Linked DNA regions of Homo sapiens: regions 1 and 3 are each linked to region 2. A link is a contact called in ENCODE Hi-C or POLR2A ChIA-PET data. All regions are on one chromosome and are shown on one strand. The core of a region is the stretch at or near the end of the contact, and the rest is flanking DNA. Distances in the headings are between cores, read along the strand shown. Region 1 has its middle 57 kb from the start of LINC01907. Region 2 holds the start of SP140L (SP140 nuclear body protein like). Region 3 overlaps FBXO36 (F-box protein 36).

Region 1 (3,169 bases), core at 600-3,099, 320 kb before region 2:
TCTCCTCCTGGGTTCAAGTGATTCTCATGCCTGTGCCTCAGCCTCCTGAGTAGCTGGGATTACAGACACCTACAATCACACCTGGCTAATTTTCATATTTTTAGTAGAGATGGGGTTTTACCATGTTAGCCAGGCTGGTCTCGAATTCCTGATCCCAAGTGATCTGCCTGCCTCGGCCTCCCAAAGTGCTGGGATTACAGGAGTGAGCCACTGCACCTGGCCAGTCTTTCTTTCAAATTTTAGAGACAGGGTCTTGCTGTATCGCCCAGGCTGGAGTACAATAGCTCTTTACAGGCACAGTCATAGAACACTGCAGTCTTGAACTCTTGGCTTCAAGCAATCTTCCTGCCTCAGCCTCTTGAATAGCTCAGATTACAGGTGTGCACCATTGTGCCAGCCAGAAATGATTTTTTTTTTTTTTTTGGAGTCGTGCAATCGTGGCTCATTACAGCCTCAACTTCTGGGGCTCAAGTGATCCTCCCACCTCAGCCTCCTGAGTAGCTGGGATTATAGGCGTGTGCCACCATACCTGGCTAATTTTTAAGATTTTTTTGTAGAGACAAGGTCTCTGTGTTGCCCAGGCTGGTTTTGAACTCCTAGGCTCAAGAAATCTGCCCGCCTCCCAAAGTGCTGGGATTATAGGTGTGAGCCACCATGCATGCTCCAGAAATAAAAAATTTTAAGGAAGTATTATGTAGAACAACCAGGGCTGGGACTGGAATGAGGCAAGAGAGGTATCTAAGACACAAAATTGTGAGGAGGCATTCACTCTCCTCTTCTCTTGCCTCACCCTACTCCTGCACTTGAGAAACTATCAGAAAGGGTAGGGCGCAAGGGCACCATGGCTCATGCCTGTAATCCCGCCACTTTGGGAGGCCGAGGTGGGCAGATCACTTGAGGCTAGGAGTTAGAGACCAGCCTGGCCACGATGGTGAAACTCTGTCTCTGCTAAAAATACAAAAATTAGCTGGGTGTGGTGGTGAGCTCCTGTGGTCCCAGCTACTCGGGAGCCTGAGGTGGGAGGATCACCTGAGCCCAGGGAGGTCAAGGCTGCAGTGAGCCAGGATGGTGTCACTGCACTCTGGCCTTGGTGACAGAGTGAGACCCTGTCTCAAAAAAGAAAAAAAAAAAGAAAAAAGACTGAATTTTACTGTAGGTAGATTACACTTTAATTTTTAAAAAAGGAAAAAACAAAGTAAGGCCCTTGGGCTATTGGAAACTAGCTACCCTGACGTAGATCAGCCAAAGTACCCCAGCTCTATAAGCTCACTTCATGTGAGCTCGAGCCCTGTATGCACTTTGCCCCACTCTTAAAGGCACCATGGGAGGAAACGGAAAGTTCAAGAGGCAGGAAGAAGTCAGAAGAGCCATGTGATGAGTATCTAACTGTATTTAGCTTCAGTTTCAAGATGTGGTGAACATGCAGAAGAGAATGAAAAACTCCCACTGCCTCTTGTCCCCAGGTTTTAGGCAGGAAACTTGATTATGAGTAAAATAATTGAGTGATTGGTTTATTGGATAGACAAGTGACAGGAAACATCCCACCCCCGCTCCCGTGTCCCCTGCCCTCCTGCCCACTCAAACCTGCTGTTTGACATCATCTTGTCTATTTCTGCTGTCTTGGTTTGGGTGTCCCTGGAAACAGACCCTGAGACGTGAACTGGGTATAAATAGTGAGGAAGTAAGATAGGAAAGGGAATGGGCCATTAAAGAGTGAGTTTTCAGACCAGAGGTCACAGCATTATCCCGACTGAGGGGCAGGAAGCTGTGGTACTTACCCAATGACTTCCTGTCCCTCCTTGGTTGAAGACTACTTCCAGGCACTTGACCACTCCAGCACTTCCTGTTTGCCTTGCTCAAGCGTTGAGCACCCTCCCTGGCCAGATAAAAGCTGTTGGGCAGAGGCTCGGGTATTGGCAATACAAGGCCTTCCTGCGTAGGTTGAATGCCCGGGATGTGGGCACAACAGTGCTCACTAGACCTGGTTAAAATCTGGGGATGGCCCACAGTTTTTCCAGGACCTTTTAGTTATAAGAACAGACTCCTTTTAATAATTAAAAAAAGTCTTATCTCTTCTAATATTCAATATTTTATCCTACTAACGCCCTCTACCCTGCTTCAGCTGGGGCCTGTCTTAGTCCAGGAACTGTGGGGAGTGGTCTGATCGCTTTTCTGACTCTCAACCTCTGGTCTCCTTCGCCACCTGTTCTTTTGGTCTCTGCAGGACTAGAGTGGGCAGGGGAAGAGAGGTGAGGGGCAGGAAGGGCTTTGGTTGACCTGCTCTGTTGTAATTTTAAGTGGGAACTCCAGGGAACTGGATGACACCTCCTGCTGCCCAATTGATCACCAATGCAGGGTCCCTGCTTTCTGGTTCATTCCCCTGCTTTACTTGCAGCAAGTTCTCCTGGGCAGAGTCTCTCTCAAGGAGACCTGGCCCAGCTCCTTTCAGCGAGCCCATCTCTGGCCTCTGGGAGATGCACATCCATCCTTGTCCCACCAGGCTCTGGAAGTGCAGGCCCTTTCCACCACCGTCATGTCTCTTCCTGTATTTGCCAAGCAGGGTGAGTTCCAGCCATGGCCTCCAGGCTATAGATTCTTTGGGTGTGGCTTCAGTCCCGAGTCCTTCGTGTCTATCTCTCCAAGGGATTCCTTATTTTTTAATTTTTAAATTTATTTTTATTTTTTGAGATGGAGTCTCGCTCTGTAGCCCAGGCTGGAGTGCAATGGCGTGATCTTGGCTCACTGCAACCTCTACCTCCCGGGTTCAAGTGATTCTCCTGCCTCAGCCTTCCAAGTAGCTGGGATTACAGGCGTGTGCCACCATGCACAGCTGATTTTGTATTTTTAGTAGAGATGGGGTTGCATCATGTTGGTTAGGCTGGTCTCGAACTCCTGACCTCAGGTGATCCACTCGCCTCAGCCTCCTAAAGTGCTGGGATTACAGGCACGAGCCCCTGCAGCCAGCCTCCAGTGGATTCTTTTAAAGCCCCTCACTTGGCTTGAGATGGTACAATCTGCCCTGTGTTGCCAGCTTGTCAGCTGGGAAGCTTTGGGCTGCAAGAATGCCAGATCTCAGTTAAACTGGTTTAACTATAAAGCCTTTGACTGTAAGACATTCAATGTTTCAGGGCAGACTGATCTTGCGGTTTTAAGACATCTCCCATGACCC
Region 2 (2,748 bases), core at 189-2,688:
ATAATCATTATTATAGCTTATTGATAAACGTGAACAATTTAAAACAATCTAAATGTCCTTCAATTGGAGAATGGTTAAAAAATTATGCTATGTAAATTCTATGGAATAGTATATGTAAAAAGAGTGAGGTAGATCTATATGCATTAAGGTGAAAAGATCTCTAAGATTTCCACCATTAAAATGAGTAGAAATGCAAAATGCAGAATAGCACGCACAATGTAATTCCATTTATTACAAAACGAGAACACAAATTATATGTTTACAAAAACATACTTCATACACGTAAATGCATCGAAAAATATGAGAAAAGTTATGCCGAAGACTCTTCACAAGACTGTGAAAGGAAGCTACAAGGCGAAGTGAGTGGTGAAGAAGACTTTTTCGTTTATACACTTCTCCACTGTTTGAAATTTTATGAGTAAGAATGTAATGTATTTCTTTTGTATTAAAAAATTTAAAAGATTAAAATCGCTTGAACCCAGGAGACAGAGGTTGCAGTGAGCCGGGATTGTGCCACTGCACTCCAGCCTGGTTGACAGAGTGAGACCCTGTCTCAAAAAAATGAAATAAAATAAAAAGATTACGTAATGTTATTTATAAACTCGTTACTAGAGAAAAGATAGGATTTCCATCTCTTTTCTGGTCAGAGGCATCCCCCATCTTGGGACAGGAAATTGAAGTAAAAATAAAAATATTTAGCTTTCTGCCATCCTGGGCCTTTTTCTTCTTTTTCCTTCTTTGGATCAAGGTCAATTGTATCAGAACTCACACCCTGAGTCAGTCAAGGAAATAGCCCCAAAGCTGACTGAGGCCCCTTGCCAAGACAGGTGAAACCACAGTTTCCAATGTTTAAAAGTAAGCCAGCTGTTTACCCTGGAGTGTCTATTTCCAAACTACCTTCTTTGACATGACATATGTGAAGGTAGAGAGGGCAGAGGGATGTGAAAGGGTTGGGAGATCATGAGGAAATGTTTGTTGAAACACAAACATATAATTTGTGTTCCTCATTCTCATGAGGAAATAATAACTCTCAGTCACAAATGACTGAAACGACTGTTCAGAGTGTCCCCGCCAGCTGAGCAGTAGTTTCAAAACAAGAAAAGTCATCTGTGTTATGGCAAGCTGGACTCACACAAACAGCTGTCCTGCTGCAGTTGTAAAAATCTGATTTCCTTATTACATTCTCTTTTATTCCATTATATTACACTACCTACCTATGTTCTTGCAAAGCAGGACTAAACTGAAGCTTTAGACAGAAACTGAACTACAGGCATGAAAGCTCCAATACTGCCAGAGATAAAGGTGAAAGGAAGAGAGATAAAGACTCACCTGGTGCTCAGGTCGCTGCCCCCACCTGCCATCGTCCCACCCTAGGCCCTGCCTGGGTGTCAGAGCCTGGCCTATGAGCTCCCCAGTCGGCCCAGCCTGCGTGCAGTGTGGCTGCCCTGACCCGGAGCAGGAAGTCGGCCGACAGACTGACTCACCCTCACAGATTTCTGCCCAAATGGGGAAAAGAAAAGTGAAAGTATTTATTTAACTTCCTGCTGGGATACAGACACCGTGTTTCTCCTCCTTTTTCACTCCAAGGGGTTCTCAGCTTTTCTGAAATGTGGCAGACGGTTGGAGGAGAGGCCTGACAAGCAGCAAGACCTGCAGGACCAGGGAAAGGAGGGCCCAGAGGACGAGCAGGGCTGGCTTCCGGGAGTCCACTTGCTTGTGCAATGGACAGCAAAAAAAAAAAAAATGTCCTTGAACCAAAATAGTCCTTAGCTGCTCTGCCCTCTTAAGAGGGGGCATAGTTTACATGGGAGTTGGGGGGAAAACTCCATGTTTGCCCCTTCCCCTTGCTGAAATGGCTGGGGGTGAGAGTTGGAGGGTTGGAGGGAAAGCCAGAAACTTCAAATCTTCTCTCAGGCCCATGGGAGAGCATGGACTGGACTAAGGTAGGTCCTGACATGGGGACCCAGGGCTGGAGAGAACCAAAATGCTCAGCATTATAACCTGGGGAGAGTGTTCTTAGCCTTCCTGGAAATCAGCCAGAAGTAAGAGAGAACTCTCCACACCCCTGGGACCAGAGGCTGGAGCCAGCATGGTAAGAAAGGCAAACATTTTAAGGGGCAAGGGTTTAAGGAATCTTGACTATGGGGCCACCTTGGAACAGCCAGGGATGAAGAGAGCTTCGGAGAAGTCACTGGAATCTTGAGAGAACAAAAGCTTCTCATTGGAGGAGGATGGAGGTTGGAACCCAGATGATCTAGACATGGAAGGGCAGGGTGGCTCCCGCGGGAGGTTCTATCTCTTCCCAGATTTTCCATTTAGATTCTGATTCAACATTCCTCAGAGAACAAGAAGCGACCGAGAAGACTCGCTTTACATCAGTATAAAGTCATAGGTAAAGAAATAGAAGCAAAGGGCGCATGAGAATGGGGCCACAGGACACAACCAGGGACCAGAACTCCAGGCTGGACCATGGGGCAGAGACAGGGAGGCAGCTGGGAGCCTGGGGGCGCTGGAATCCAGGGCCCAAGGTGAGCAGAGGGTGGAAGCTGGTGAGGATTCAGGGGCCAGAGGGGATGGTGCTCCAGAGCCATGTTTTCCAAATTACATTCTGCTGAATCCAACTTTTTCCAGCCCCCACCCCCAGCCATCTCAGCAAGGGGAAGGGGCAAACATGGAGTCCTCCCCCAACTCCCATGTAAACTATGCCCCATCTTAGAGGGCAGAGCAGCTAAGGACAATTTTGGTTCA
Region 3 (2,968 bases), core at 255-2,754, 330 kb after region 2:
TGTAATTCCAGCTACTCAGGAGGCTGACGCATGAGAATCGCTTGAACCTGGGAGGCGGAGATTGCAGTTAGCAGAGATCATGCCACTGCACTCCAGCCTGGGTGATGGAGTGACTTTGTCTCTTAAAAAAACAATAATAGTAACAATAACAAACAGAAGAGAAAGGAAATAAGTGAAATTCCCAGGAGTAGGCCCTGGAACCACGTGTCAGGTAGCACTGATCTTGAGCAGGAGAGGAGCAACTCCCTCCCTGAGGTAAAGAGGAAGGAGCTGGACTGGACACAAATAATTTGGTAATAAACTTGTCCCCCGGAATTTGAAAAGGAAGCCTTTTTTTCATTAATAAAGTAGTTAAATGAAAATAACTTATAAGGTTGGGCATGGTGGCTCATGCCTGCAATCCCAGCACTTTGGGAGGCCGAGGCAGGTGGATCACCTGAGGTCAGGAGTCCAAAACCAGCCTGGACAACATGGCGAAACCCCGTGTCTACTAAAAATACAAAAATTAGCCAGGCACAGTGGTGGGTGCCTGTAATCCCAGCTACTCGGGAGGCTGAGGCAGCAGAATTGCTTGAACCCAGGAGGCAGAGGTTGCAGTGAGCCGAGATGGTGCCATTGCACTCCAGCCTGGGCAACAGAGCGAGACTCTGTCTCAAAAGAAAAAAAAAGAAAAAAGAAAAAGAAAATAACTTATAAATGAAGTGTGTAACAGGTAAATGGAACAGAGATAAAACTTAGATTGACAACAGAAATAAGTGGTTTTCCTTCTTTCCCTGTGTGCAAATAAGAAAAAAAGTGGTTGGCTGGGTGCAGTGGCTCACGCCTGTAATCTCAACACTTTGGGAGGCTGAGGTAGGTGGATCACTTGAGGCCAGGAGTTCAAGACCAACCTGGCCAACATGGTGAAACCCAGTCTCTACTGAAAATGCAAAAATTAGCCAGGCATGGTGGCAAGCACCTGTAGTCCCACCCAGCTACTCAGGAGGCTGAGGCAGGAGAATCCCTTGAACCCAGGAGGTGGAGGTTGCATGAGCTGAGATCTCACCACTGAACTCCAGCCTGGGTGACCGAGCGAGACTCTGACTCAAAAAAAAAAAAAAAAAAAAAAGAAAAGTGGTTAATGTTATGCGGGGAGAATAAAAGCAGCAGCCCTGAGTCATGTTCCATCTTCTAATAATTCTGCTCTGTAAAGATGCTCAGGGCTGAAATCAGCAACCTAGAGAAGACCTACTTCAGAGCACTGGCTAAATTATGGAGAATGTTTTCAAGACTGCACTGAAATAATAGCAGGACACTAAGAGTGAAAGTAATAGTGGAAGTGAGTAAAACTTGGAGAGAAGGCAGCCGCTCAGCGTGAGAAATAACTACCAGAAGCCACTCACTTGCTGCTGTTTCCTATCAAATCCTTCCATTTACTTGCAGGAGCAGAAATTTACTGAAAGTAAATGGAAGGATTTGATAGAAAATCAAATCCAGGCCCTGCAACAGCGCAGAAACTTTTGCTAGATCCCCACTTGCATATTTTATTTACGTAGAATTCTCTTTTCATTTAAAGTATGAATAATCAGCTGCTGCTGCTTCTTTTTTTTTTTTTTTTTTTTTTTGAGACAGTCTCACTCTGTTGTCCAGGCTGCAGTGCAGTGGTGTGATCTTGGCTCACTGCAACCTCCACATCCTGAGTTCAAGCAGCAATCCTGCCTCAGCCTCCCAACTACCTGGGATTACAGGCCTGTGCCACCAGGCCCAGCTAATTTTTGTATTTTTAGTTGAGATGTGGTTTCCCTATGTTGGCCAGGCTGGTCTCAAACTCCTGACCTCAGGTGATCCACCCACCTCGGCCTCCCAAAGTGCTGGGATTACAGGTGTGAGCCACCGTGCCAGGCCCTAATAATCAGCTTCTTATCAGCACCAAGCACAAAATTTCAACTTTAGGATACTTATTTAATGGCAAAAATATATACAATAGTACTTGTTTTCAGCTTTCCATTTTTAGGTAGGAAAATCAAGTAAAAAATATATTTTGGGGAGCTAAATGATGAGAACTTATGAATACAAAGAAGGAAACAATAGATACTGGTGTCTACTTGAGGGTGGAGGGTGGGAGGAAGAGGAGGAGCAGAAAACATAACTATTGGGTATTGGGTTTAATAATTAACCTGGGTGATTAAATAATCTGTACAAAAAAACCCTGTGACATGAGTTTACCTGTGTAACAAACCTTCACATGTATGCCTGAACCCAAAATATAAGTTAAAAAATACATATATATACATATATATATTTGGACAGGAAGGTGGCTCACACCTGTAATCTCAGCACTTTGGGAGGCTGAGGTGGGAGGATCATTTGAGCCCAGGAGTTCAAGAGCAACCTGGGCAACACAATGAAATCCCACCTCTCTTTTAAAAATTAAATATGTGTGTGTGTGTATATATACACATACATATATATATATATATACATATATATATACACACACACACACTCTCAAAAGGAATATATTAAGTACTATAATACAGATTATATTACTTAAGGCCGGGCGCGGTGGCTCACACCTGTAATCCCAGCACTTTGGGAGGCCGAGGTGGGTGGATCACCTGAGGTCAGGAGTTTGAGATCAGCCTGGCCAACACGGGGAAACCCCGTCTGTACTAAAAATATAAAAATTAGCTGGGCATGATGGTGGGTGCCTGTAATCCCAGTTACTCGGGAAGCTGAGGCACAAGAATCACTTGAACCCAATAGGCGGAGGTTGCAGTCAGCGGAGATCATGCCATTGCACTCTGGCCTGGGCGACAGAGAAAGACTCTGTCTCAAAAAAAAAAAAAAAAAAAATTACATTACTTAAAATTATTTTTGGCCAGGCGCGGTGGCTCACGCTTGTAATCCCAGCACTTTGGGAGGCTGAGGCGGGCAGATCACAACGTCAGGAGATCGAGACCATCCTGGCTAACACGGTGAAACCCCG

What was found. A loop is a pair of places that touch in the nucleus more often than their neighbours do. ChIA-PET counts read pairs that join two places held with the same protein, here RNA polymerase II (POLR2A). Pooled maps may share reads with other maps.
Region 1: a pooled map shows a loop between it and region 2 (4-fold over the local background). The contact joins the enhancer-like site here to the promoter of SP140L in region 2. A Hi-C loop is called at or near these places in 1 of 37 single-sample maps with no recorded cell type and 8 of 50 pooled maps. POLR2A ChIA-PET finds 5 or more read pairs at or near these places in 4 of 52 experiments (CD4-positive, alpha-beta T cell, Panc1, activated CD4-positive, alpha-beta memory T cell and 1 more).
Region 3: a pooled map shows a loop between it and region 2 (2.8-fold over the local background). The contact joins the enhancer-like site here to the promoter of SP140L in region 2. A Hi-C loop is called at or near these places in 5 of 50 pooled maps.

What each region holds. Positions count from the first base shown.
Region 1 is chr2:230,642,336-230,645,504 of GRCh38, reverse strand. No RefSeq gene overlaps it. Among named protein-coding and RNA genes, the nearest start is that of LINC01907, 57 kb to the left of the region's middle. RefSeq lists an enhancer at 873-1,042. Within about 2 kb of position 1,849, at least 14 of the 41 ENCODE cell types and tissues checked have a DNase peak (open chromatin) inside an H3K27ac peak, as active enhancers do; they include CD4-positive, alpha-beta T cell, where a contact is called at or near this core.
Region 2 is chr2:230,325,883-230,328,630 of GRCh38, reverse strand. It overlaps SP140L (SP140 nuclear body protein like), which reads right to left and starts at 1,438. Exons shown (of 19, transcript NM_138402.6): 1 at 1,330-1,438. The coding sequence starts at 1,361. RefSeq lists an enhancer at 1,295-1,764.
Region 3 is chr2:229,998,992-230,001,959 of GRCh38, reverse strand. All of the region lies in intron 3 of FBXO36 (F-box protein 36), which reads right to left. Among named protein-coding and RNA genes, the nearest start is that of SLC16A14, 68 kb to the left of the region's middle. Within about 2 kb of position 1,504, at least 2 of the 41 ENCODE cell types and tissues checked have a DNase peak (open chromatin) inside an H3K27ac peak, as active enhancers do.